7 separate regions of the Mus musculus genome follow, and regions 1, 2, 3, 5, 6 and 7 are each linked to region 4. Evidence: chromatin loops called from intact Hi-C (ENCODE). Cell type or tissue: heart. All regions are shown on one strand. Region 1 overlaps Gm38779 (a long non-coding RNA gene). Region 2 overlaps Snd1 (staphylococcal nuclease and tudor domain containing 1). Region 3 overlaps Snd1 (staphylococcal nuclease and tudor domain containing 1). Region 4 holds the start of Mir129-1 (microRNA 129-1). Region 5 holds the start of Gcc1 (golgi coiled coil 1). Region 6 has its middle 15 kb from the start of Gm40357. Region 7 has its middle 48 kb from the start of Zfp800.

Evidence for each region. A loop is a pair of places that touch in the nucleus more often than their neighbours do. Peaks named below come from ENCODE experiments on the same cell type or tissue, not always from the same donor. Only the 100,000 strongest peaks of a DNase experiment are listed, where the experiment ranks them.
Region 1: it touches region 4 in a loop (5-fold over the local background); 36 of 42 quality-filtered maps call a loop at or near these places.
Region 2: it touches region 4 in a loop (6-fold over the local background); 11 of 42 quality-filtered maps call a loop at or near these places.
Region 3: it touches region 4 in a loop (3-fold over the local background); 2 of 42 quality-filtered maps call a loop at or near these places.
Region 5: a loop joins it to region 4, with 2.2 times the contacts of the local background. A loop is called at or near these places in 10 of 42 quality-filtered maps.
Region 6: a loop joins it to region 4, with 5 times the contacts of the local background. A loop is called at or near these places in 36 of 42 quality-filtered maps.
Region 7: a loop joins it to region 4, with 4 times the contacts of the local background. A loop is called at or near these places in 3 of 42 quality-filtered maps.

The regions. Positions count from the first base shown.
Region 1 is chr6:28,954,201-28,958,200 of GRCm38, forward strand. Gm38779 (a long non-coding RNA gene) reads right to left here. Exons shown (of 3, transcript XR_868827.1): 3 at 3,188-3,506. Among named protein-coding and RNA genes, the nearest start is that of Gm40357, 8.7 kb to the right of the region's middle. In heart, a CTCF peak has its summit at 1,561; no DNase peak of the experiment used is centred here; H3K27me3 peaks cover 591 bases.
Region 2 is chr6:28,837,446-28,841,445 of GRCm38, forward strand. The region is part of intron 16 of Snd1 (staphylococcal nuclease and tudor domain containing 1); the gene reads left to right. Among named protein-coding and RNA genes, the nearest start is that of Lrrc4, 7.7 kb to the left of the region's middle. In heart, no CTCF peak of the experiment used is centred here; no DNase peak of the experiment used is centred here.
Region 3 is chr6:28,586,610-28,590,609 of GRCm38, forward strand. All of the region lies in intron 10 of Snd1 (staphylococcal nuclease and tudor domain containing 1), which reads left to right. Among named protein-coding and RNA genes, the nearest start is that of Snd1, 110 kb to the left of the region's middle. In heart, a CTCF peak has its summit at 1,624; no DNase peak of the experiment used is centred here.
Region 4 is chr6:29,021,874-29,025,873 of GRCm38, forward strand. It overlaps Mir129-1 (microRNA 129-1), which reads left to right and starts at 746; the gene lies at 746-818. In heart, CTCF peaks have their summits at 1,591 (motif pointing left) and 2,494; a DNase peak (open chromatin) is centred at 2,478; H3K4me3 peaks cover 314 bases; H3K27ac peaks cover 239 bases; H3K27me3 peaks cover 3,310 bases.
Region 5 is chr6:28,419,734-28,423,733 of GRCm38, forward strand. It overlaps Gcc1 (golgi coiled coil 1), which reads right to left and starts at 1,991. Exons shown (of 2, transcript NM_028900.4): 1 at 552-1,991. The coding sequence starts at 1,583. It overlaps Arf5 (ADP-ribosylation factor 5), which reads left to right and starts at 3,871. Exons shown (of 6, transcript NM_007480.2): 1 at 3,871-4,000. The coding sequence starts at 3,956. In heart, a CTCF peak has its summit at 2,155; DNase peaks (open chromatin) are centred at 828, 1,308, 1,998 and 3,778; H3K4me3 peaks cover 2,661 bases; H3K27ac peaks cover 2,140 bases.
Region 6 is chr6:28,947,706-28,951,705 of GRCm38, forward strand. No RefSeq gene overlaps it. Among named protein-coding and RNA genes, the nearest start is that of Gm40357, 15 kb to the right of the region's middle. In heart, a CTCF peak has its summit at 1,721 (motif pointing right); a DNase peak (open chromatin) is centred at 1,726; H3K27me3 peaks cover 1,214 bases.
Region 7 is chr6:28,307,523-28,311,522 of GRCm38, forward strand. It overlaps a transcript of Zfp800 not described here. Among named protein-coding and RNA genes, the nearest start is that of Zfp800, 48 kb to the left of the region's middle. In heart, a CTCF peak has its summit at 2,352; no DNase peak of the experiment used is centred here.

The DNA of each region.
Region 1 (4,000 bases), 68 kb before region 4:
AACTTTTCTCTGAGTCTCATGAACCTCTCATGCAAATGAGTGTAACTCAAGGCTGACACAGTGAGAACCCTGATTTACAGCCCGTTGGTGAAAGAAAATACGTTTTAAAACAAAACAAAACCACAACCCTAGGCTTGAGCCTCACATCTGAAGCTGAGTGGCTGAGACTGAGGCTGTGACATGAGGCTGTGCCATGCTAGGGAGATATTGTCAGAGCCAGCAGGGTTCCGAGGACATCCCAGCATCTGTTTACTGAAGGGTTATTTGTTCAGGATCTGGCTCCACCTCCCATGTTGGAAGTGAGTGTATAGAAGGAGACAAGGAGTTTCCATCAGTTTTTCTTCCTGTATCTTCAGAATAATAGCTCAAGCAAACAAATTGACAGGGGACCCAGGGGATCCATTTATAAGTCTGAGCAGAGCAGGGAATATGTGTTCCTTTGATTAACATCTCGCAATTTTATTTTATTCAGTGTTTGTGCCACCAAAGCTAGATATACATCTACCAGGATGGGGCAAACCAAAGAGAGGCTAACTAACAGTGATGATATTTTGAAAGCTGGGAGGCAGACGGGAAGCTGTTAGCTTGGCAGATCCAAGAACGCTATATCCAAATTGACAGTGGCTGAGTGGGAAGCCCTCCGCCCCACAGCATCCTCGGAGGGTCAGAGAACGGGCAGGACTAGCTGCTTCTGTAGTTGGAAGTGAAGAGTGAGGCTAGTTGGACTGCTAGGCTGAAGACCGATTAGGAAGCAGTGATACCTCCCTGAGACAGCCCACCACTGAACAAGCCACATCCCATCCCACCCTGGCAAACATCTGGACTGAGACAAGCAGCTGGGAGGGTGTGAAGATTATAGCCACGCAAAAGAGACTTAAGCTAACACATACTCAGATGCTAAAACTGTTCAGTTTTCATCTCTCTAAGTTCCCAAGAAGAAAGATCAGCTATTAGCGTAGGCGTGATGGGGCGTGCCAGTGATCCTAGTACTTGTAAGGTGGATGCAAAAGATGAGGAGTTCAAAGTCATCTTTGGCTGTACAGTGAGTTTGAGGCTAGCCTGGGCTATATGAGACCCTGTCTCAAACATACAAACGAAAGGAAAAAAAAAAAAGATCAGCTACTTACATTGGGGTATACCAAACAGCCCATTCACCCACACACTTACACCTTCCTACCCCCAAGCCCCCTCCCCTCTCCGCCCACCTCACACAGCTCAGGGCTATTAAGCACCTTCACAGCTTCCAATCTGAGCCATAAACAGACAACCAAAGATCCTGAACATCCGAAGACAGCCTCTCACACACACAAAAGGTAGAGACCAAAACGGTGTATAAAACGTATGTGTGCACACGTGCCTACACACTTTGATAAATAATTTTAAAATAAAGCTTTAAGTTGAACTATTATATACAACCTATTGGCAGAAGCAAGCGATACATCCATGAATTGAGTCACAACCTTTCTGGGGGAGGGGCTGACTTACTCTAGGCAAGCGCTCTACCACTGAGCTACAGTGGAGCTGAGTATCCACAAGCAGAGAGCAGGGTGCACTTCCGTTTCTCACCGACAGGAGGCGGAGATCCAATGCAAGCGCACCCGCTGGCGTTTGGTGCCTTGGGAAAGGCATCCGCAAAGCACCAAGGAACCCCTGAGGTGTGAGAGCAGTCCTGCTTCTAAGTAGCTGCACTTTGAGAAGACACTGGCTCTGTGAAGCTGCTAAGACTCGGCCTCTGATTCAGCGACTCCTGGAAGTAAAATTAGAAGCTCTGGACTTGGGAGAAGCTGAGAAAAATGACAGACTAGCATTTCCCATCCATCTCTGCCCTACCCCTCACTCTACACATTCTCAGGGCCCATGCATGCCAATCCTTAAAAATGCATATTTCAGTATGCTTATTTGTGGATGGATGCATATGTGTGTGGGTGTGCACAGGCCACAGAACATATGTGGAAGCCAAGGGACAACTTTTGGCAGTCATTTCTCTCTCTCTACGACGGGGGTCCTCAGGTCATCACACTTGACAGCATGCACATTTTCCCTTTCAGCCATCCACCACCCTGTACTTTTAAGTTTTAAAGAAGTTGTTTTGTGGATAGGGCCGAGGTTTTGGAGAACTGGGACTCTCCACCGTGAAATCTCATGTAGCCCATCCCATGGCCCAGAGCTGAGTTCAAGGACTACGGAGGGCTGGCCTTCTGCACTGCCTGACAGAACGGTCAGAAACCCAGAGTCAGCACAGCCATCCCCGAGGAAAAACAACACGCTGCGCCTCAGATCCTGTCAGAGGCATAATAAACATCAAAGCAGATGGAGAAAATCTTCTAATTAGCCTCATAAACACAGACTGATAAAAAAGATATTAGTAATAAGCAGCAAAACCATGAAAACAGAGAGACCCAAGTGGCAAGGCAGCACTGGGTGTGAAAATGTCCTGGTTGGAAATAAAATATTAGATATGAAAAATGTAGCTTTTAAAATAAACAAAACAGAATCGCAGCATAGGTCAATGGTAGGCCATTTGCCTAGCATGGATTGGGTATTGATTTTGAATCCCGGTACCACAAAAATGAGAATAATTAGAAACTAAGGAATATATTAAAGGGTCAGATGAGGAAATTCTCAAAAAAAGAAAGGAAGAAACAAAAGACTGTGGGGACCCTAAGGAAGAAGAAAGATGTGAAACCTAGCTCACACAGGAAAGGAAATCGGAGTCCACTTTGAGAGATGTTAAAGAACTTGTGGGTGGTCTTTCTTCTCCATAGAGAGTAGAATTTTCTTTTCTTTTTTGATACAGGGCATCTTCGTAGCTCTGTCTAGTCTTAGAACTCCCCATGTAGACAAGGCTAGTCTCCACTCACAGAAATCTTCCTGCCTCTGCCTCCCAAGTGCTGGGATTAAAGGTGTGTGTCACACTGTATCTAGCCCTAGAATTTCTTTAATGTATCTTGCCTGGAGTAAACAGAGACTGATATCTAGCCTCAATTTTAGAAAACTCTTAGCTGTTAGCTCTTTGGTTTTTTTGCTCTTTTCTCCTCTAGAACTGTTATTAAACATAAATCAAATTATCTCTTACCTAGTTTCTATGTGCTCATTTGTACTGAAATATTGCTATTATCTTCCAATTCACTGATTCTCTCTAATTCTTGTGTGTGTGTGTGTGTGTGTGTGTGAATATTTTCTCTGTGTGTATGTGCACTTGGGCACAGGTATCCTCAGAGGCCAGAGGTGGCAAATCCCCCTGGAGTTGGGCTTTATAGCCTTTTGTGAGCCAAGTATCATGGATGCTCAGAGCCAAATTCAGGTCCTTTGCAAGAGCAGTAAGCACTCTTAACCACTGCAGCATCTTTCCAGTCCCTCCAAGTTTCATTTTGCAAAGTTCCTCCTGCTGCATTTGTGCGTGTGGACATTTATCCCCAGGGCAAGTGCATCCAGCTGGTGTGGTTACGACTTCGGTGTCAGGCTCTCGGTCCCTCGGAGACTTCATTCACTTACCGCAATCGCAGCTGTGCAAGAACAACCGTGTTTCCCGCAGGTTAGACATGAACATGACAAGACTTGTCGGTGTAGCTTAGCTGCTACTTCCAGAAATGGAAGGGCCAAGAATTCTCAATGTAGGAAGTACCTTCTCAAAAGAGAACTTAAAACAAAGTATCTGAGAAATGTTAACAAAGAAACCCAATGTACACAGCTGCTGATTCCCAATCAGAAAACAGAGCAGAAAAATATTCATGGGGCAATGAACGTTAAGGCACTTGGGACTAAAGCTAACAAAATACCCAAAGCTTTTATAGAGCAAAATCAGAAGACGCTGAAGAACATAGATCTGAAGAAACGGAGCGTTTCGCATATTCATGGGTGGTATTCCTGGGTTGGAAGTTACTGTTATAAAAATGTCAGCTCGTTTCAACTCAAACTATAAATTTAAGACAATACAAATGAAAATGCTGCAAAATCTTTGCAGAACTTCACTGGGTTATTCTAATATTAATGTTGGAAG
Region 2 (4,000 bases), 180 kb before region 4:
CATCTGATGCCCTCTTCTGGTGTGTCTGGAGAAAGTGACAGTGTACTCACATAAAATAAATAAATCTTTAAAAAAAAAAAAAAGGAAGAAGAAGTCAAAGTGGGCTGGGACGATAGCTTTGTAGTAGATCTCCAACATGGCATCTCCAGTGCCTTAGATTCTGTCCCCAGGATTGAAGGTGGCAGGGTTGAGGCACTCCATAGAGCCTAGCAAGAGCCATTTTCTAAAACTTCATCTGAAATAAGACAAGGTAGCTGATAACCATTACAGAGCGCTGGGCTTATGATATAGCTCAAGCCTATCAAAAGCACTGCATTAACTAGCCATGATAGAGCACACCTATAACCCCAGAATTCAGTTCACAGTCATCCTACATAGCAACTTTGAAGCCAGCCTGGGATATATGAGACTCTGTCTAGAGAAAAAGAAAGGGAGGGAGGGAAATTACATGGAGCTGGACAGATTACAAAGGCTTCTTTCTCTACTGAGACTTTCTCTACTGAGACTAGTTTCACCAGGGCTGGTGGTGCCTTTGGGCTGGAGTGAAAAGCCAGGCCTCCTGCTTGCTAGCTGGCTCTTCCTTTCTTGAGAAAGTAAGTTTGGGGTACCATTCTTGCCACAGTCACACATAAGGGCCAGCAATCAAAGATGTCCAGTAGAACACCTATGAATACCCCTTCCCTCTTTGCAGATACACTGGCCCATCCAGGCCCAATGGTTTGCTTTCTTTAATAACCTGTATATAGAATAACTTTAGTAACATTTTCTGGTTGTTGATAGGTACTTAAGGCTGTAAACACAGCACTGAGCTAAGAAACCATTAGATTCACTAGTTTATATGTGGATTTAAGAAGTTTTGTTATGGTTACAGAAGTAATGAGTGTCTTAATTTCTTGTGGGTTTTTTTTTTTTTTTTTTTTTTTTTTTTTTTTTTTTTTTTTTGGTTTTTTGAGATAGGGTTTCTCTGTGTAGCCCTGGCTGTCCTGGAACTCACTTTGTAGACCAGGCTGGCCTCGAACTCAGAAATCCGCCTGCCTCTGACTCCTGGGTGTTGGGATTAAAGGCCTGCGCCACCACGCCCAGCAGAGTGACTTCATTTCTTTGGCTGCCATAAAAACATTTCCACATAATAGTCAGTGACTTCAGCCACCAAATTCTCTTGGAGATTTAGGAGCTCAAAGCTCTTAGTCTAGTAAGGCTTTGCTCCTTGAAGAATCTTGAGTGGCCTTGACTTCTGGAGGCAGCCCTTGTCTTGTCAATGTGTCCCCTTAGGCTCTGCCTCCATGGTCACACTGTCTCATTTTCTTCTTTCCTGTCTGTAAGTTAGAGGGACACTTCTGGTTGAATTTAGGGCCCACCAGGATAATCCGTGCAAACTAGGTTATGAATCAGGGTTCCACACCTAAAATTAATTGCTTCACAGATGCGCATGTGATGTATCTGTTGAAGCTACTCATGTACCCTAACTACAGTCTACAAGATTACACGCAGTGTGTACATGTACATGCCGTCAAGTGTTAGAGCACAGTGGTGGCCATGAGGAATCTCTGGAATCAGACAAACTTGAACCTGAATCTCAGATAGGCTTTGTACTGTGTATGTGTAAATCCTTAAGCTTCAGATCCTTCCTGTGTAAAGTAGTCAACTTCTTTTATCTTATTGGAGTACAAGGAAGTTTTGGAATTCATGACCGTCTCAGCAAACACTAATAATAGTATGTATTGTTTTTGTTTGTTTTATACAGATTGATTGATTGATTGATTGATTGATTTTGAAGCAGGGTTTCTCTGTGTAGCTCTAGCTGTCCTGGAACTCACTCTAGATCCACATGCTCCTGCCTCTGGAATGCTGGGATTAAAGTCATGTGCCACCTCTGTCTGATACATTTATTGTTTTTAGTATGGAAGCTACTATAGAAAAAAAAAGTTTTGTCTAGTCAATTTTTGATTGAATTCTTTCTGTTATCTTTTTATTATTTAGAATCACTTACTCTTGGCATTGCTCCTAATTTAGAACTTCTAATTCTTCATCCATAAAGTGGTTTTTCTATTTCTAACAGTTAATGTAATTCTGAGACATGATCTCACTCTATAACCCTGGATGCCCTAGAACTCACTGCGTAGATAAGGCTGGTCTCGAACATGAAAAGATCTACCTGGCAGGTGCCACCACACCCAGCAGTTAATATTAGTGTACTAGTTTGTCAACATCTCACATGACCCCAGAACATATTTAGAACTGCTAAGGTAATCTCTGTTAGATTAGTAAAAACCTGTACTGTTTGTAATCTATTCTCCACAGCAACTAAAGTGATCGTGTTGACTTTACGTCAGATTATGTTATTGATTTACTTAAAATGTTCCATTTTCCTCATAAATTGAATAGCAACGGAAATGCCTACCACAGCTCCTCAGCCTTTATCCCTTTCCTTCAACCTCAGTCCTGACATTTATCAAACCCCTCCATACTCCTAGCGTGACAGTTACACTGGTCATCATATTCTGGAATATTCTTAAATTGATTCTCTCCCTTGGGATTTTGCTCTATCTTCAACATAGCTTGCTCTTTCCCACATCCTTGGTCTAGCTTCTTGAGCAGTCTTAATTACATTCCCCAGCTTTAGCTTTGCTTGCTTTGTACCATTTCCAAAGATGACTATGTCTGGGAATTTGTTTATGTGTTCATCGCATTCCCCCATGGAAGCACAACATTGGCCCTTCCTTCTTTCCTTCCTTCCTTCCTTCCTTCCTTCCTTCCTTCCTTCCTTCCCAGCTCTTCTCCTCAGTAGTAAAACTGTTCTTAGGCCTGAGGAGAAGAGCTTGGACCCCTTGTTCCATGGACACCATTAGCCCTAACTCTGCTCCATTATCATCTCTGAAAAGGTAGTTTACAATTTGTTGGTTTTGTTTTTTAATACAAGAAGAATAAAGCGGATCCTGGTGATCTCAAGATCTCCAGTTCTCACTTTGGACTTTCCTAACTCCTGCTGAGAGACTCCTGAGAGGCAGTTTTATGGAGGCAACGTAAAGGCGTGCAGGTTTCTGACAGTTGTGGATGCGCAGAGTGAGTTGCAATATGGACACAGGCGTACAGACATACCTGCACTCACATCTGCACTCACATCTGCATGTGCCTGTCAGTTTCGGTTTTGCTAAAGTGCATTTTCTGCTAAGGGAGTGCGGACTGTTGAGCCTGAAATAGAGAACACCAGGACAGTGAGATCAAATGCTTTGAAAGTGGCTGTGCCAACGCTTTTTGCTAATTAAAGAATGTTAGGACAATCACCACTAGCAGCAGTAAAGGGCGCCCCATTACCTCTCTCTATGGTGAGTTGGGTAAATTTAAAGGCAGCTATAAATACCCCACTGAGCTCCTGAGCTTAAGCGCAGTTGGGGCTGGGTGAAGAGGAGGCCTAGCTTCTGTCTCCTTCTGTCCCTTCTCTAATAGCTGTCAGTCCCTAAATTTTTCATGACAACAGAACAAACAGTTCCATCAACAAACTCTTAATTTAACTTAAAACATCCTAGAGGAGGTACCAGACAAGTGAGAATCAAGTCTGACTGGGAGCCTGGGTCCCCTGGGTCCTTCTGTGTTGCCTTTGACTTTTTTTTCCCCTTTTGCCTGAAGATGTTCCAACCTGTTCCTGTACCATAGATGTTTTTAAGGAAAACAAAGTCACTAGGCTTAAGGCCACTATCCCAGGAATATTCTAGGCACCCTTACTAGAATTCAGAATTGTACTGTCTACGTTCACTCTTTACAGTTTTGGGCTAATTTTAAGAGGTATGATCAAATTTGGAACTTCCATGTTTTTGTCTCTTGAGCATGGTCTGCTCTTGAGTGGTTTCTTGCAGCTCTTCCACAACCTCCAAGCCGTTCTTACCCGTCAGTTTATAGAGCAGTGCCTTGCTTCTACTACCTTCTCTCTGCCAACCTCCTTGATTTGTTTGCTGTTTTTGTAGATAGATCATCATTTCTGGCCATCAAGCTGCTTTATATA
Region 3 (4,000 bases), 440 kb before region 4:
CTTGCTGGGTCTGAGATGTTGCTGTATTGCAGATGCTGCCAATGGTTTCCTTTGGCCCCAGCCACCACCTTCAGTTTGCTGAGTGCAGAGGATACAGTAACAAAACCAAATGGAGTAGAACCTTGGCACATATAGCGCAGGCTGTGGTTGGTATCAACATTTCTTTTGATGTTAGTATATTTGACCTTTTGTTGAGTTGATCTTCAGAAATCCTGTCTTCTTGTTTCTTATTTTTATTTATGTATATAACAAAGGGATTTGTGATCAGAGGAAAAAATAATTTGTAAGTTGGTTTCAAATAATGTTTCCAGGACTGGTTTGTAAGATCAGATGTGAGTTTTTCAAATTGGAACCTTTCCTAATAGGCTCTTGGGAAATGTCTTAGCTAAATTGCAACAGTGACTGGTGAAGTCGATCGAGGTAAATTGCTCCCATTGCTGAGGGCTCAGAAACCAGGCTGTGGAAGCTAAAATTCCTGGGAAATCGGGCTGAACTCTTGCACATGGTTTCCCCTTTGGATGGAGAAGAAGGCTGGTGCCACTGTTGATGGATGAGAGGAGATCAAAACCTGTTTTTTTTGCAATGAATTGGCAGCATGCTCTTTGAGAAACTAAAGAGAAATTTATGAGAAGACTATTAGGATCAGCTGGGTGATTATTTTAATATCATCTACCAATTATGTCTAAGAACACACCCTGATGCCATTGGACTCTAGTGGTTTGTCTCTGAAAAGTAACACCCGGTGCACTTGAATTTCTACTTGACATTCTACTATTGATCGTCATGTTCTTTTTTTTTTTTTTTTTTTTTTTTTTTGTATTTTAAAAAGTCAGTCTGATGCTTGTGACTGGTTAGAACAGAGATTATCAAGTAAGTATTTATTTTGGGTATTCTGTTGACATTAGACATGTCTTGTGTCTTTGAGAAAGTCCCTTAAGCTTTGTGCCACATGGCAATAATAATACATCACAAAATTGTGTGGCAACATTAGGCCCTTTATAATTGGTAAAACTCAATACTAACATCTGTCTATTCATTTTTTTCAGTTTCTGGCAAGTGTAGACAGTACTGAATTAAGGAGCAAGCTTTAAATCCTTCAATTAAAGCTTTTGTGGCTGAGGCCTAGGGAGTGCTCCTGGTAGCTCTCTGTGACATGTGAAAATTCTTCCTTGGTAGAAGTTTTAGAAGCTGAAGTCTTTCATTTATCAAGAAGGATAAAGGATGCAGTGACTTCCTGAGCTGATGAGTATTGTGGGCCTGTTACATGTGTGGGCAGAATTATATAATTAATAGGTTTACAGCTCCTTTGGACTATTATAAGAGTGTATTTAAATCAGTCTTCTTTCCTTCTTTCTTCATCTGTAAACATTGGGATAGTTAATTATTTACCATTCATATTTTAATTTCCCTTGGATAAGCTTGATTCATATGGACAGAGAACCACAATTTGTGTTTAATGCCTGGTGTGGTCTGAATGTTTCCCCCAAAATTTATGTACTGACAGTTTAATCCCCCATGTACTTAAGAGGGGAGATTTTAGGTCACCAGAGTGGGGTGGATTGATACCCATAAATAATAAAAGGTGTTTGTTTCCCTGTTAGCCAGTTCTGTGCTCTCCTGCCACATGTGGGCAACAGAGTTCCTCCATTGTGGAGGATGTACCAACAAGGCACCACCTTGGCAGCAAAGGGTAGGCCTTCTCTAGATATCAAGCCCGCTGCAACATTGCTTGAAGGTAGACATGCAGCTTCCAAGGCTTTATAAATTATCCAGTCCTATGTGTTCTATCACAGAGCATTCCATCAGACTCAGGTGTAGCCAGAAAGTTAGGGTTTATGACAGACAGGTTGCTTGTGGTCTCTATGAATTCTCCCTTAGATATTATATTATTTAGTCCTGTTTTTGCTATCTCCCAGAATTGTTCTTGCCATGAATTTGGTGCAACTCAATATTTTCCTGTTTCCCCCTACCGTTCTGTCCCTGTCTAATTCAGGCTTAGTTCCTCCAGGCTCTGGTGCCTGTGTTCTGTGGTTTGTAAAGTGCTGTGTACTTTGATAGCCTCTATAAATAACAAAACAGAGCTCATGGCAACAACACTATTGCACAGTCATGTTTAGATAGAGTGTATGTTAGACTATGAGGGGAGAGAGATGTCTTTCTACAGTTTCTGCAATGCAAAACTGTCCTGGTCACATACTCATCTACACCGCTTCTGATTTTGCTCGATTATTATCTCTAGAATGTCTTATGCATAACGAAGGCTTGTTGCTGCTGCTCTCTTCTCTCATTTCCCTCCTCCTTTAACATAGTAGAAAGGCTCCTTCACAGTATGCTGAGGTTCTAGCCAGATGCTAGCATGCTGGGCGCCCAGCTTCCTGTCTTGGCTGTCTTTTTTTTTTTTTTTCTTTCAGTGGCTCACCACAGCTGCCTTCACATAGTTGGAAGATGTGAAGCTCAGAACTTGAAGCTATTTCTATTGGTCCTGTCAATAGAGTTTGATAAAATGCAAATGCCTGTAAAATGGTAGACTTCCAATTAAAAGGCTCCAGCAGGGAGTCTGTTTTGATAATGAAAGTGATTAAGAAGGCTCTATTTTTTTCCATTGGTATGAATGCTCAACTAAAATAGCTTGACTTTCTGTCTGTAATTGGACTCTGTTAATGAGGTTCTAATAACTCTTAGGGTCTAATAATGATTCTAGCATCATCTTCAGCGATCAATGCTAGGGACATGAAGAACATAATTTCTTGATGACAATGTCATATAAAGTCTTTAATGCCATCCGTTTCCATTTTTTTCTCTATCTAACAGGAATGAATGCTTATTTTCTTTAACTCTGAGATCTAGGTGAATCTTTGGTCTGTATAAAGCTAAGCATACTGTGGCTTAATGTCTGTTTGGAAAAACCTGCACCTTGTCATAAGCCTAGGAGCACCAATTTGGGCGTGTAAGTATTAGATGCAGAGTAACACACAGAATTAGTGCAGCTGAGGCACCATCTGAAATTCAATTTGAAGAGTGTTTAGTATGTACAGCCCCAGGGAACAGCTGCAAGCTAGTAGAAGCCTTTCTGGTGAAAGTAAGCTGGAGAAATGAATATGCTTCCTTCTCAACCCACATAATCCATAATCCACATAGAAGACTGTTAGGGATGGGTGCCATGGTTAGCTCACAGCACCTCATTAATAGACTGTCACCTTCCATCTTTCCTTATTAGAGTCAGTGTTTGTGGTCTCTGACTTCAATCAGTCTTCTGTCTTATCACTAGTTTTTTCTTGTTCACTGTTTATTCTTAAAGAACCATCTACGTTTCTTTATAAGAAACCAGCCTGCCTGTCTAGTAAGAAAGGATTACTAAGTGATGGCTATGCTGTGGATTTGCTTGGTGACAGAATGGTTATCAAGCCTGCTTTGTTATGTAGGTTCACCATCCTTTGTCATACAGCCTTATTGTAGCCATGTAAGTGGGAGCATTGAGGACGGTTTTCTGTGCTTGGCTTGGGTTTATGTGAGCCATTTTTTTTTCCTGGTTTCAAATGTATGTTGATGTTCATATTCTTTGTACCTCATTACAGAGGGGATATTGTAGCTTTTTGTTTGTTTGTTTGTTTTTTGTTTTTTGAGACAGGGTTTCTCTGCGTAGCCCTGGCTGTCCTGGAACTCACTTTGTAGACCAGGCTGGCCTCGAACTCAGAAATTCACCTGCCTCTGCCTCCCAAGTGCTGGAATGAAAGGTGTGCGCCACCACGCCCGGCTGATATTGTGGCTTTTAAAATAGATTTTGTGTGTTTGTGTGTGTGTGTGTGTGTGTGTGTGTGTGTGTGTGTGTGTATCAGGGCTACATTTACATGAGTGCCAGTGCCAGTTGAAATCAGGCCTGAGCTCGTCCTGGAGCTGGAGTTCTGGGAGGAGGAGAGCTCTCAGGAGTGCGTGCTGGGAACTGAATGCCTGTCCTTCACAGCAGTAGCTGTGCTCTTTAACTCCTTAGGCTTTTCATTCC
Region 4 (4,000 bases):
TCATCCAGTCTACAGCCTCTTAATGTTCTCCCAGCTGGGACCTCTCTGCTCTCTGTGGCCGGGGCCTCAGGACCTCCTGGAAGAGTGGGACAGACCCAGGTTTGGGGAGCAGGGCTGCTAGGAAGCCTTCTACCTGTATTCTGGAAGAACTTAGGAAGAAGGGTCACTGTAGTTGTTTAAGACCATAGAGGTTGGGGGCAGGCCAAATGGGGCTGGCCTGGAGCCTCTACCTTTCTTCATCATACCATAGTATCTGCTGATGCTGAACAGAATCCATGCCTTCAGCCCAGAGCTGTCCAGTGACAGCCTCTTGGGGGGTGGGGTGGGGCTCTTGGTGAGTCCCCAGGAGGAGTTGGGGTTGTTAATGCAGTGGAATCCAGGACATAGGAGATGCCTGGGTTGACTGACTCCCAGTCATAGCAGGAAACTGTAAAATCCTCCTCACAGGACAGGGGAGGAGACAGATTCCAGCTGCCCCCGCATGCCAGAGCACCAACCGCTCTGTTCCTTACAAGCCTGCCAGGTGAGAATGCGATTGACACGGGGTGGGTAGAAGCGGGTGCAACTGGGGCTCCTGTCACCTGGCTGCCTGAATTTATCCTAAGGCTCCCCCTCTCTCCCCTTCCCTCTCCCACCCTCCTGCTCTCCAGGTCCCAGCTCTGCTTCCCTGACCCCATCTGCAGTCGCAAGCAAGCCCCAGCCCTGGAGGGGCTGCACCCTGCAACCTTCCCACAGCTGTCTCCTTTGGATCTTTTTGCGGTCTGGGCTTGCTGTTCTCTCGACAGTAGTCAGGAAGCCCTTACCCCAAAAAGTATCTACGGGAGGCTTGGTCTACAGGGGAGACCCCCAAGGGCTCCAGGTGAGTCACACCAAACTCAAGACTACCATGTGGATCCAGGGCGTCTTTGCCATACCTTAGTATTGCTGGGTGACCATGGATCAAGCCCTAAGCCTTAAGTTGGCAATCTTCCTAATGCTGTGACCCTTTAATACAGTTCCTGATCTTGTGGTGATCCCAGCCATAATATTGTTTTGATGCTACTTTGTAATTGTAATTTTCTACCAATATGAATTATAATGTAAATATCTGATATCAGGATATATATGACCCCCAAGTGAGTCGTGGCCCACAGATTGAGAACCACTGTCCTAAGACATTCTGTGCCCCAGTGACCTCATACCTTTCCTGATAGACAATGTTTAGTAGGAGTGGCTTTAGTCAAAGCCAGCGAAGGCCACTTGGGTAGATGTTGCTGGCTATCATGGGCACACCTCTCAGGGCTGTCACTCAATATGCCTAGCCCTCCTTCCTGGCATTGGGTAGACATGAGATCCAAGACAGGCCTGGCTATTGGAATCCTGGGCAGAGGGACCTGTGACTGGGAACACCACAGTTGATCCCAGCAGCCGAGTGAAGATGGTAAGCCTCTGCGGCAGGATGAGGTGTCTGCCTGCCGTCCCTTAGCCTGAGTCAGTCACCATGACCCCCTTTCTCCTGTGAGTCACTACTAGTCCTTCAAATAAAATCCTTGACTGCTCAAGTTAACTGAACGGATATCATTACTAACCTCTGATTCACCGCCATCTAGAGGGAGGAGGGGGGATTGCACACGCTAGAGAAAGGGGGCCGACTTGGGGGAAATCTGCGGTCAGTCATCCTTAGAGGAGGCGTTGAGGAGAGTCCATACACAAGGCGTGAGGTAAAATCCAGGGGAACTTTCTGAAGCTCCGTGTTGCAATAAAGAGCAGAGGACTGACATAGGAACATTTAAAGACCCCGCGTCCTCAGTTTCCAAAGGTGGTAAGGACAGGTGATGACAATTGCCGGTGGTGGCTCCTGCCAGTGTAAGGGAGTTGGGTACAACTCTGCAGCTGTGGTGAGGCACGTCAGGTATGGCCACATGGGCATCCATCTCATTCACCTGTGCCCCCACCCTACTTCTGTGCTTCCTGGTTCTATGCCGTTCCTTATCTGGATCTCTCTGCTCTTTTTACGCCCAGGTGCGGGATGGGTGGGCAACCCTGGACAAAGAATGGGGTGTCAATCTCATTGCTAACAAAGTCACAGATCTTGAGAAACAAAAGCCCCCAGAAGGTTACCTCCCTGTGCAGAACCACAGGAGGCAATTCTAAGGGGATATGTACGCTGGTGTGTGAGTCTCGCCGAGTTCAAGGGTGGCAAGGGAGCCTACGTGGGGCTGCTGGAGTGTGCTGTGGCAGTTCAGGAAGGAGAGCTGAGTTCACAGGTCAGAAGGGAGAACTGCAGGTGTGGGGGGTGAACGCCACCACCTGGAGACAGGAAGACATCGGCGGAGAAGGCACGACATGGACAGGCCACATTACAAGGCTGACTCATGACCACAGGAGCTCAGGGTCCCGATGCTCTCTGACTTCTCAATTCTGGCCCCAACAAAGCAGGTTTGCTAGGCCACGGTCCCCAGCATGCGGGTTGGAACGGGATGCGTAGCTCAAGGGCGGCATCGTGCGGTCATCTTGGGGAACTTCACCCTACATCCTCTATTGAGTGAGGGTATTGCTGTCTGACTCTGGAGGACAGCAGTCTTTCCTTGCCGGTTAGGGATTTCTGTGCCAAGCAGTCCCTCCCCAAGAGCCGCAGAGCCTGGGGCGAGGTAGAGGTAGGTGGGAAAGGATGCTTATATGGGGCGCCCTTCACTGAGGTTGTTTACAGTTTGCTCATCACCCGGAATAAGTCACCTCTCAAAATGGGTTTTCTAGGAACACAGCCTGGACATTTGACTGCCCCTTGCTCCTCAGTCGAGTACCTGAAGTCTCAGTTTGGCTCCCTCGGGGAACTGCTCCCATTAGAGGGTATCTTTTGGAAAAGACTTCAGCTCCTAACGTTCATAGGAAGAACCCGGACTTCCAAGACAGTCAGATCCGTCTTCTAGGACTAGCTGTGTGCTTTCTGGAAAGTTCTTAACCCTCTCTGTTCTTCACTTTGTTCATCCTCAGAACAGGGATAATAACAACTTCCACAGAGGGCCGTGGGTCCCGACTCTGGGCCCAGTGAATGTCAGCTTTGGGGTGGGATCCACGTGACCACCTGTGTATAGCTTTCTTGTGTTGTGTGTGTGTGTGTGTGTGTGTGTGTGTGTGTGTGTGCGGTGTTGGTAACCAGGCAGGAAGGAGGTTGATGCAAAGCCCCTTTATTGGCATGGCCCATACGTCCAGAGAAAGGATTGAGAGCTTAGCAGCAGCGAGGAAGCCTAAGGGTTTCCCGGAGTCCGGCTGGTGCAGAGACATCAAAGGTGGCTGGAGTTATCACTTCCCATGAGCCCGACAACTGGCGACTCTGTAAACCAACATGATATCAGCTACTTTGTTCAGCCACCCCACCTGTGAACATCTTCTGCCTGCAAAGCTTCTCTGTTGTTCCCCAAGGTCACCTGCTCCCAACGGGACCTGGGGGCGTGACAGAGAACACCAAAGAACTTCCTGAATGAAGCTGGCAGTCACACACAGGGGACTGGACAGGGCCTATTGGTGCTTTCACATTTATACCCTAAGTCCTGGGGCAGCTGCTGACCCCAGTCACACAGCATCTCTGTTCTGGACTCTTTTCTGTCCTCTCCACTCTCTTCTTCGTTCCTTTCCTCTTTTTTCCCCCAGAGTCTGTACCTTGTCCAGCCAGGAATTATCTCAGATCTGACCCTGCCCTTGAAGAGGTCCTGGGGTCCAGGACACACCCATCCTGAAGGCTGTGCCCTTTAGAGGTGTGGTCAGGGCATTCAGGACAGGAACAGAGCTTGTGGACCAGTGTTCCAGGACATGGATCCTTTGCTGAAAGACTAAGAAGTCCCCTTTTAAGCTCTTTTAATATCAAGGCTGCAGGATCATTGATACAACCCAGGGCTCAGTCTTTTGGGGCAGAGACTCTCAAAGTAGGGGCCTCTTTGATACCTATCGCTCAGCGTCACACTGGAGGGTTTTTTGTTTTTTCTGTTTTTGTTTGTCGTGTCTTCAGAGAGCCTGTAGTTCA
Region 5 (4,000 bases), 600 kb before region 4:
CCCTACACAGCTGTCACTGTATCACCTCAAGCAGCACAGCTGGTAAGATGCCAACACCCAAGGCCTAGATAGAGCTATCTGGCTTGAACCCAGAAATACTCAGGAACTCTTCATCCTGTTAGAAGGACACCACACAAAGCCACACTTCACGGGACTCACTGATGCAATTTTTTCACTTGGCATCAAATATCACTATGCATGTTGGGAATGTGGAACCAGACCAAAGTCCCAGTACTCACACTAACAACTCACGCTATCTCACCAGGCATCCCTTGACTAAAACAAGACCCTGCCTTAAGTGGGGAGAGGGGTGCCCTTAATCCTAGCACTTGGTATGGAAAAGCAGGCAAATCCCTGTGAGTTCAAGGGCAGACTGGGTTACATGGTAAGACCCTGCCTCATGAAAACACACACAGAGAAACAAACACACACACACACACACACACACACACACATAGGGATGCATTACAGTTATCTAATGACCAGAAGAGAAAAATAATAATTTCCTATGTAAGCTAAAATGACTATTTGAAGGATATGAGAATAATTACCTTCCTCATTTCTTGCTGCAATTGGGCCTGGAAATGGCTTTTAAGACGGGCAGCCTCTTGCTGAAGCTCCTGCAGCCGGGGGTCTGGTCGGTTCTTCTCATCTCGAATGGTTTGCAGCTCACCTTTCAGCTCCTCTACCTCTCGGGTCAGCTGCTTGGTCTGCAGTTCAAACCCTTCGACCTGATCAGCGGCATATGCCCGCCCTGCCAAGGCTTCTCTGGTCTCTTCTAAGCGAAGTTCCAGGTCCTGGCGCTGGGTCCTCTCCTCCTGCAAGAGCTTCTGAAGCTCGCGCAGCATCAAGGCATGGTCACTCTGCTCCTGGGCACGATCGTGCTGCTGTGTAATGAGGCGGGCTTTGGTTTCTGCTATCTGCTCTTGCAGCACCTTCAAGTCTCCCTCCAGGCGACCCCGCTCTTCCTCTGCCTTTTTATTGGCATCCTCTAAGTCCTGCTTCATCTTCTTCTTATCCGCCAGGTAAGACGCCTCCATACGGGACTTTTCCTGAGTGACTGTCGCCAAGGAGCTAGTCAAAGTGGCCAACTGAGTCTTCAGCTGATGCACTCTTTTGTCCATCTCACTACCGGCAGATGGCCCATCCCCACTGCTACTACTAACGCCACTCTCTGACCCACTGGCCTCTTCAGACTTTGGGGGAAGTGGTCCACGGGCCGCTCTGTCATCTTCAACCCCAAATTCACCCTTGACACTTGTAAGACTGGCTGCGGTATCCAAGCTAGTGGCAGTTCCGGTGCTGTCCTCACTGTGAGTGGAGCACCGGTCATCCACAGAATCAGGAAACGTGAGACCTGGAGGCTGCACACCTGAGAGGCCTACATCCGCCTCGTGGGATACCGACAGTACCTTGATGCTGGCCTCCAGGGCTTCTTTCTCCTTCAGCAGGCTTTTATAGGCACGCACCACATCCTTGAGTCTTGCCTGGTACTGGAGAAGCTGCTTTTTCTGTGTCTCGATGGTCTCCAAGAGATCCTTCTTACTTGGGCCGCCCCCGAAATTCATCCCAAACTTCTCCATGGGGGTTCTGGCGTGGACCGCTCCACGTCAACGTTCTTGCAGCCCTGGGCAGAGCCACAGGGACAGCTAAAAGTGAAGCAGAGAGAACCGTCTGGCTGCAGGCAATACACCCGGTCCGTCCAGCGGTCCGGGCGGGATGAGGGGCCGCGGTGGCCAGGCAAAAGCACTGCAGGAGCCAGGCCGAAGGTGGGAGCCAGTTCCAACCTGGAGGCGGAGTGACGCTGACCTAGCAGGAGCAGTCAGCCTAGGCTCTCCAGTACAGGCCCTGAGCCTGTCCCGCCCTAGCCGCTCCTGTGGCCACCGCAACCTAGACCCGCCTCCCTCCGCCCACGATAAGCCCAGGGTTTACACTAAGCCGGGTTCCATCACGATTTCCCAACAACTGGAACAGCACCGCTTCCGGGTCTCCTGGAAGTGACGGCAGCAAAACGCCACAGACCCCGCCCCGCCGTGGGCGTGAGATGGGTGGGGCTTCCGCACCGTGTCTGCTGGTGGCCTGGAGAGGGAGTAACCCGTAGGTAAGTCTAGAGCAAGCACCTGAGCAGTGGTTTGGAGATGCCTAACTTTGCCCTCAAGCTACCACCAGTGAGCGACAGGGGGCGACGTCGCACTGCATTTGCCCCAAAAACATAGATGAAAGACGCATCAAACTATTTGGGGCAATGTCCAACATTTGGGGCAACAGTTAGGACTCATACTAGGAAAACGAGGCCGGTACCTGGTTAACGTAAAGCATAATAGCTCCCTCCCTTAGTTCTGATTAGTAAAAGGGGCATTATATAGCCATAAGGCCCATCTTGCATACCAGCATATGCTGGGGTCAGGGCTGTGTCACAAGAGTTACACTTACGGGAACATAGAGTAAAATGTACAGAGGGGTAACATGTCCAATGTCACTCAGCTAGGAAGTTTAGGAGTCCTATCTCAGTCTGCCTCTCAACATACTACATGCTATGCCAGATAGCACTACTGAAGAAGCATGGCCTTGTCCCAAGAAACTCCTAACAGCAAGGACACAGAGATTCAAACAGGTAGCTCCTGCCTTCACACTAGTGTGTCGGGGCATTGCAGAAGTGGTATAAAGGAGATGAGGCACCTGCCAGGACAGAGACTCTTAGGGGAAATGATTTGAAGTTTGAGAGATGAGTAGACTGCCAAGCTCAATGCAGATGTGGGAAACCAGCATGGAGGAAAGTGGAAAGGTGTATAGGGACGTCAGGCATCAGTGAGCCTAACTTGCCCAGGAAGCTTATGGTGTGGGAGAAGGGTGGCTACTGATGAGGCTGGAACAAAGGACCCAACTTAAAGGCATTTAGATTTTACCTTAGGTGACAAGACATGAAAAGATTTTCATCTCAAGAGCACACCATCAAGTCTCCTTTTTCTTTTCCATCAAGACTCTTGTGGGGACTGTAAGACGACTCAGCAGTAAAGGCACTTTCCACCCAGGCCCAATGATCTGACCTGAGTTCTATCACCAGGGCCCACACGGTGGAAAGAGAGAACATATTCCCACAGGTTGTCCTCTGAGAGCTACACCTCCACACATGAACACGAAATAAAAGTGGGGAGGGAGCCAGGCGTGGTGGCGCACGCCTTTAATCCCAGCACTTGGGAGGCAGAGGCAGGTGGATTTCTGAGTTCGAGGCGAGCCGGGTCTACAAAGTGAATTCCAGGACAACCAGGGCTATACAGAGAAACCCTGTCTCGAAAAAAAAAAAAAAAAAAGGGTGGGGAGGAGCTAGAAACAAAATAAGATTCCTGTGACATTATGAAGATACCAAGCCTGTGAGAGGGGTGCGGGGAGGGAAAGAGATGAAATAAGAGTGACAACGGGTTTTAAGAAAATATTTCTGTAATAAAAATCTACTCAAGATGCCAAGGCAGCCGTCACATCTCCGTGAGTTCGAGACTAGGCTGGTCTACATAGCAAGTTCCAGACCACCCAAGGCTACATAGTGGACATAGTGTTTCAAAACAAAAGACAATGAGCTACTTTGAGAATCTTTTAAATGTACTTTTCGACTCTATCAAAGTCTTCTCAGGAATGCAAGTTTACCACTTAAGAGTAAAGCAAAGTCCTGCGGTCACCGGAGACCCAGAACAAGTCCCCTTCCAAGCCCTGGTCCCCAGGCAGGCTGCCAGGCCTCCCTAGACTTCAGTTCTTCCGCAAACGCGCCTGGGGGGCGGGGCCGGGGCGGACCCGGAGGGGCGGGGCCACGTGACGTCGGGCGGACCCGGACGCGCGGAGGTGGCGGCGGCGGCGGCGGCGGCGCCTCCTCCTTCTGCTGTTGCGCCCCATCCCCCCGCGGCCGGCCGGTTCCAGCCCTCGCCCCGCGTCCCCTGCCCGCGCCCCCGCCCCGGGCCCCGCCATGGGCCTCACGGTGTCCGCGCTCTTTTCGCGGATCTTCGGGAAG
Region 6 (4,000 bases), 74 kb before region 4:
GGTAGCCCAGGCTGGCATGGGAACTCAGGTTCCTTGTACTTCAGTCTCTTGAATGTGGAATTACAGGTGCGAACTGCCATGCCTGACTTCCTGAGAAGGACCAACTAGCATGTAGAGAACGGGGTAAGCACTCTTCCACGTGGATGGGGTTGCATCTGTGTAACACTTGGCCTCTTCCACACCCGTCTGTTCACTTTCCCTGTGAGAATGTCCGCTTCCCCTGAGGTTGGATTGGCAGGTCATTCCTTTCTCACACCAATGCGTCCTTCAGCGCAGGCTAGGCTAGCAGGAAAGGTTTGTCTGACTTCTCCATCACCTCTCACTCCGTGCTGACTTTTCAATTTGTTCTGAGCCTGGGCAGAAAATAGGAGTGCTATTTATTGGATTCTTTCCATCTCCTTTTGGAGGTGTCTGGGATTCCATTGTCTGCTGAACCAAACTTAATAAGTAAGAGAATCTTCCGACTAGCTCCTCTCGGGTGCTTTTAAAAAGAAGGCATTGGCACACGCCTTTAAGCCTGGAGACAGGCTGATGTTCGGGGCCAGCCTGATCTAGTATATTCAACGCTTTATAGAGAGACCCTGTCTCCAACCACCACCACCACAACAATAGCCAAAAAAGAAGAGGAGGGAGGGTGGGGAGGGGAGGGAGAGGAAGGGGCAGAGGCAGTGGGAGCAGCAGAGCCTTTGTTGAGAATCAGACATGCTAAGTGTTTATCACGAATGTGTTCACACAGTCACTTATTCATGAACCTGGTGAATGGAAGATCCGAGGATTCCCATCTGCTCGTATGAGAACTTCATTATTGGCGATGTTCCCTTGTGCAGGTCCATTTGGGTGCACTGATGGGTGTCCTGTGAGCAGATAGGACTCTCCCGTGAATTCAGTCTATTTAATCATCCCTTCCTGTGGAGCCACACCCACCCCCTTCCCTTCTGAACTCTTGCCACTTCTGTGTCTCTGTCAGCCAGACAGTTGTTGCTCTTCCCACTGTGGCTCCCAAGAACAAGAGGCCCTACCCCTGCTGTCCCGATAGATGTGCGGAGTGGTTCCAAGGCTTGGAACCCTGGTCATAAACCCAGAAAGGCTCCCGGGGACAGAGAGAGGCCTGTGGGTAAGATGGCTTGTGTTCAAGGAGGAATTTCAAGGCCTGTAGTCAAGTCCTGGCAAACCCGTCTGTCCATGCAAGATTTACTCCCGTGTCTCCCTATGCTGCTTCAAGATATGTTCTATTAGCATGGAACCCTCCTGGGTCTGGCTGCTGAGCCAATTCTCAGTTAGAATGACACATTTTCAGAGTTATGGTCGTTGAGAGGGACCCACAATGCGGCTAGCAGCACCTCTGATAAGCCACAGACAGCTGAGGGAGAGGACATGTCACCTCAGCGTCAACATGAGCAAGCAGATGGTTGGCTTCAGGGGTCTCAGCCCCAGAGCAAACCGTGAATGCAAACAGATCCTGGGGACAGGTGAGAGGATCCATTTCCACCTCTGCACTGAAATCTAAGCTCCAGATGAGCCTGCAAAGAGTGGTGTGAGCGTGAGGGAGAGGGCACTTGGGGACTAGGCATGAAAGAAGATGTGGGGTAAAGCTTTTAGGACACGGAAAGGGAAAGGGCGTTGGAAAAGTCTTGGCAGGAGCCCCCAAAGAGTTTTGGGCCCCACAGGGAGCCTCCAGGTCCCTGAAGATGGTGCATTCACCCGCAGCGCTCATGGTAACCACAAGGGGGCGCGCGAGCGCAGTATCTGTGCTTGGGACACCAGGGGACCAGACATAGGGGGCTTCCATTCCAGTTGGACCCCAGCAAACCCTAGCCTCTGGGGGAGTGGATTTTTACCTCTGAAGTAGGGCAATTAATTTGGCAACTTCTCGTCGACTGAACGAATGACCTATGCTCCTACTTGTATGAAGAAAATGGAGATATACCTGTCCCAGCCCATGGTATAACACACCCCAACCGTTACATGTATTAAAGGAAGCCTGCAGAAGAGGCACTCTAGAAGGGTTTTAGATGTCCAACAAGGAAGAAGGAACTTAGGGGTCATGGCGGTTGTGAGGACAGGGATCAACCCCGCGGGCCCTGAATAAGCAAGCTCCAAGGATTTTTCTACCCTGTAGATTTTTTTTTTTTGTTTTTGAGTGTTTCTGGTTAAGTAGTACACAGGTATCCCTAGGAGTTATGATCGTAGAGCCTCTTCTCCAGGAGGGATCCTTAATCCACCCTCCCTGTATGGAGTTGAGTTAGCGCCGCTGCCGCTCTCTGATGATGGCAGCACAGCTCTTCTTCAGACTCAGGTTCAAATCCCTGTAAACCAGCAGGGTGATTTGGGCTAAATCACGTAACCCTTCAAGTCTCCTTTTCTTTCCAGTTACCTTGAAAAATGAAACAAAAGCACCTTCCCTAAGGAACTGTGAGCATTAAACAAGCCTCTCTGTGGAGGTAGCAGGCTCTGGACCAGGACCTGGACCCTGCTTCATCACCAATGCATCTTTAAGGAGCATGGCCGTTTGACCCATCTAGAGCCAATCCCAGCGCCCAGTGCCTGGGCTCAGCACATGCTCACTGGGCAGTTGTTCTCAGGCTGACTGCCTGCCTGTGACAAAGCCTTTCTAGCTTCTGCCACTCCCATCCCCAACAGGGAATCTGTTGACATCCCTGGAATGACCTCTTCCTACAATCCATCGAGTTCACCACATGGCCTGCTATCCGGCAGCTCTCTGTCACCATAGGTCCCACACCTTCTTCCTGTTCTCTGCTTCCAGATGGTGCCAGCAAGTGACCCACAGCTGGAAAAGGTGTTCTGTTGACACCAGGACCCGCTGCTGACACCCTCGGCAAGAGCAGTAAATGCTCTTAACCATTTCTGAGCCATCTCTCCAGCTTCCACATTTCTATTATATGGGATTGGGACTTACTTCTTCTAATTGTTTGTATATGCTCAGCCCAGGGAGTGGCATTATTAGAAGGTGTGGCCCTGTTGGAGTAGGTGTGGCCTTGTTGGAGTAGGTGTTTCCCTGTGGGTGTGGGCTTTAAAACCCTCATCCTAGCTGCCTGGAAGTCAGTCTTCTGTTATCAGTCTTCAGATGAAGATGTAGAACTCTCAGCTCCTCCTGCACCATGCCTGCCTAGATGCCACCATGTTGTTCCCACCTTGATGATAATGGACTGAACCACTGAACCTGTAAGCCAGCCCCCATTAAATGTTGTCCTTATGAGAGTTGCCTTGGTCATGGTGTGTCTGTTCACAGCAGTATAAAACCCTAACTAAGACACTTCTCAAGTGGTGATGGCAGCAGCTATTGTCAGACTCCTGTTTGGATAGGAGATGGGCATAGCCCTGTGATGGGTCTTCATTGCCTCTTAGAGAGCGGCACATGATTTAGGCCCAAACTTGACTCATCAATAAACATCACGCAGAAATCTGTTCTTGCACGTACCCACTCTGTATACTTTCAACTGCTTAGCAAATATCAGTCGACTTACCAGTCAACTGTTCCCGACATACTTGAAATGCTACGGCTGTGGAGATTCCTGGCATGTTTGCCTTCATCTTCACCCTGTGTGTTGTACGGCTATATCACTTCCAGGATCTGTTTAAATGACTTTCCTCCCCTGCAATCTTTGTCTCCCTGCCTTGCATCATCACTCCTGCCTGCCATGTGGATGTGTTTATTGAACACACTTCCCCAGTATGATACACTCGTCACAAGGGCAGGGGTGGACTGGTGGTCCCCAGGGTGCCAACCGATGATAAAGCAAAAGGTAGCCAAGACAAAGGTAAAAACACTCAGCAGAGAAACCAGGCAATCTTCCCACTGAGAGTTCCAAATCGAGGGGAGAACTCTCATGCTAGGAGAAATCAGCAGATCCTCACAGATGTCATTCAACCTGTATGAAACAAGAGGGCTGGAGAGATGCCCAGCAGTTAAGAGCACTGGTTACTGTTTTAGAGGACGCTGGATTCAACTTCTTATACCCACATGTTGGCTCACAACTGT
Region 7 (4,000 bases), 710 kb before region 4:
CTTAATAGTTAAGAGATAGGCTGAAATAAGTGATATCAATGACTCCAAGTAGGAGGTAATATAATCTTCTGAGTCTATAAACTCCAGTGTATTTGTCAGGGTTCTCTAAAGAAACAAAACTTATAGAATGAAAATACACGTGCACACATGCACACACACACACAGAGAGAGAGAGAGAGAGAGAGAGAGAGAGGTGGGGGAAAGAGAGAGAGAGAGAGACTAACAATGCCTACCTGCTAATAGAGAGTTCAAGAATCAAGTTGTTGTTAGCCTAGATGTCTCAGCTGCTCTTCAGTATATACCAGAATCCCAAGGAAAGAGGCTCTAATTCCGGTGAAGGAATGGACTTGCTAGGGAGTCCTTGATTTAGTGGAGCATAACTTCAGCCCTCATGTGGTATTTCCCTTGTATAAATGCGTATGTCCCAATCCCCTTTTTGTATCGAGACACCAGTCATAGTGTGTTAGGAACATACATTATGACCCCACCTTGAGTCTATAATAATTCTGCGATGACCGTATTTCTAAGTAAAGTCACATTCTGAGGACTAGAGGTTAAAACTTGAAAATATAAAATTTGAAGAAGGAAACACAATTGGATCAATACACAATGCATTCCTTTTTGCTATAAGCAATAATGCTTATTGCCTGTGAAGTCATGGCTTTGAGAACGGACATAAAACAGTAGTCTCAAATAGTAGCAGAGCAATGACCTCTGCTTTCAGTCTCTAGTCCCTCCACTTTCCTGAAGTGAAGAACAAAGTCGATTGCCATTTTTATGAGACCTAATATCATACCACTTGAAATTTACTACTTGAGAACCAACTAGCAAAGTTACCAACCAACCAACCAACCTGCATTTTCAAAAATATTGTAAAAGCATTTTTTTTAAAAATCTGGACATCCTTATTTTCAATAGTTACATGATGTATTTCAAAATAGCTAGAAGAGTTAAAAATTCCCATCACATGAAAAGATGAATGAGTAGAGTTAGAAATATGTAGTGCCCCAACTGGATTCATACACACGGTATATAACAACTATACATGCATTGAGTTACTATAATGTGTCCCATAAAATTTAAAACTGTAAAGTATACTGTTACTTTTAACACATAAGTAATGCTCCATAGTTAACAAAATCAGTATGTAAGTGTACCATACTCATGCCGAGTACCTACAGAGGCCGGATTAGGACACTGGATCCCTTAGAAATGGGTTCTGGAAATCAGATCCGGGTCCTTTTTCAGGAGCAATAAATACTCATAACCTCTGAGCCATCTTCTTCTTCTTTTTTTCTTTTTTCTTTTTTTTTTTTTTTTTTTTTTTTTTTTTTTTTTTTTTTTTGACCGGGTTTCTCTGTATAGCCCTGTCTGTCCTGGAACTCAATTTGTAGACCAGGCTGGCCTCCAACTCAGAAATCCACCTGCCTCTGCCTCCCAAGTGCTGGGATTAAAGGCATGCGCCACCATGCCCAGCCTGCTGAGCCATCTTTCCAGTCCCTGTTCTTTTATTTTTGAGCATGTAAGCACTGCTACTGTGCACCTCCGCCATCTTCCTCTGCATTGAGACAGGAAAGTACTCAAAGGATTGTAACCTCCTTGATAAGCCCAATGCTTTGTCTTATCTCTCTGACAAATACACCATGATGCTATAACTTTTAAAAGGAGATGGCTGACATCTTGTCCTATCTCGAGACAATAGAGGGCATGCTTCTGACTCTGGCCCTCCTTGCACCTAACCAAGAACCCTTACTGAGGCAGAAAGAGGCAACAGTGATATTTCCCATCTGCTGAAGCAGCTTGCTTGCTGACCCAGGCTGACAGTGGCAGTGGTCATTTGTGGAGGAAAGGTGGATCCAGGGCCCCAAGATAGAGAAAGCTGAAGAGCCTGACAAGGGATGTCATAGACAAAGGAAAATGACACTTCCTGTATCAATAGTCTACACTGACTAAACATTGTTCCACCAATGTCTTAGTTAAGTTTCAGGACAGAAACCACAGAACATTAAACCCCAGACACAAGGGCCCTGTAGAGAAAGGAGTAATATTCTCATCCATGTAGATATTTACAGTGATCCTTCAACCACAGGGCATTAAAAATGACAATCAAAACATCCTGCAAAAAGCATTAGGTATTAGATGAGAAAAATCCACATTTGTCCTGAATTTCAGGCTTATTAATTGAATGATGTTATCATTAGATTGTTTAAAATCATGCTAGAATCAATAAGATGGTCTCTTATTATGATATCTATCACAAGGGTTAAATAAGCAGGAGCAGTCTGGCTTACCTACCATGCTCCAGTCACCTCACTTTTTAATACAAGGCTATAGCAGGTTCCCTCTTCCCTCTCACAGATAGGTGGAGCCATATGACCAAGTTCTTTCCCAAGAATGTAAGAGGTCACCTCTGCCACTGCCAAGCCAGGTCCAGAAAAAAATCTCCTGCAGCCCTTTCTCTGCATATTGACTGATTACAGATATTTAAGAGAAGCAGAGAGAGAAAACCCAGAAACATAGGAGCCACAGTGTACAAATTGAAGTCAGGGAATTTATGATTTATATTAGAAAGGCTCATAAAACTTCATTTTGACCAGACTCTGTTTAAAATTCATTTTCTATCATTATCAAAATACATGACCCAAGGCAATATATGAATAAAACCCAACTTTTTCACTAATAAAAACCATCAATATTGTCATGTCTTATTATATCTATTACAGATATATATCTCAAACTACACTGTATTCTCATGATGATTTGATATTATAATACATATTAGACCTTTTAAGAGATATTAGCAATAGCTAGTTCTTAATGAGTTAATAGAGATAGTCCTTAATGAGCTATAGAGAATACATATCCCCATAACATAAAGTAGTTCTTTTAATACTTTAATAAGACATTTTCAGATTTTCATTATATAATCTCAGATATATTTCTATGCATTTGTAAACATTATTTAAAGAAGAAAGTTTGGCACTTGGGGAGAACACCTAAAGTAACCACTAACAGACACAGAAAACTTCAGAAACACTGAGGGTTGTGCTCAGAAAAAAAGTCTATACTATCATAGAAAGACAAATCTGCAGAGACAGAGCTTGGAAAGAGAGACGGGAGACTCCTACAAAGGGCCGCCAACCTCCTTCTGGAGCAGTGCATTCATTGTGTATCTCAGATGTAAGCGGTTCCACGAAAACCTAGATTTTTCAAAAAGTCTAATCCATACACCTAAAAAGGAAAAGTTTTACTGCATAAAAATAATGTGACTTTTTAAAAACACTACTGTAGGAGAGCAAAGATTGCAGAGCGACAACAATAAAGTAGTTGGCATAACGATGACAAGATGGAGACTCGGTCACCGGCCTGTATAGTGGCTCAGGGATATTATGTATGACAGAGATGTGACTGCTACTGTGCCACCATGGGGCACTTGCAGCCTCAGTCCTTCTTATTCAATCCCCATGAGATTGCAGAAGGGAGCAGTGTGAAGGAGATATAACGAAGGGACCTAAGACAGTCCCCACACTTCATTCAGTCGGGGTGCAAACCATTTCTTTTGTGTTGTTGTTTTGTTTTGTTTTGTTTTGTTTTGTTTTGTTTTGTTTTGTTTTGTTTTAGACAGGGTTTCTCTGTGTAGCCTTGGCTGTCCTGGAACTCACTCTGTAGACCAGGCTGGCCTCATACTCAGCAATCCCCCTGCCTCTGCCTTCCAAGTGCTGGGATCAAAGGCGTGTGCCACCAACAAACCATTTCTTTAGTTCATTTCATCACCACTATCAAATCCAAAGCTGCCATTACCACAATAACCATCACCGCCATCAACAATAACTGTCAGCAATTCCATAGCTACCATCCCCCAAATCACCACCTCCATTACCATTGTGACACTGCCCCACTGCCACCATTACCACCTTCACTACCAATATTCTGTAGTAACCCGGCTACTGCCACCAGCAAGCCCCACTGCTACTATGATCAACTACAACCCCATGGCCAC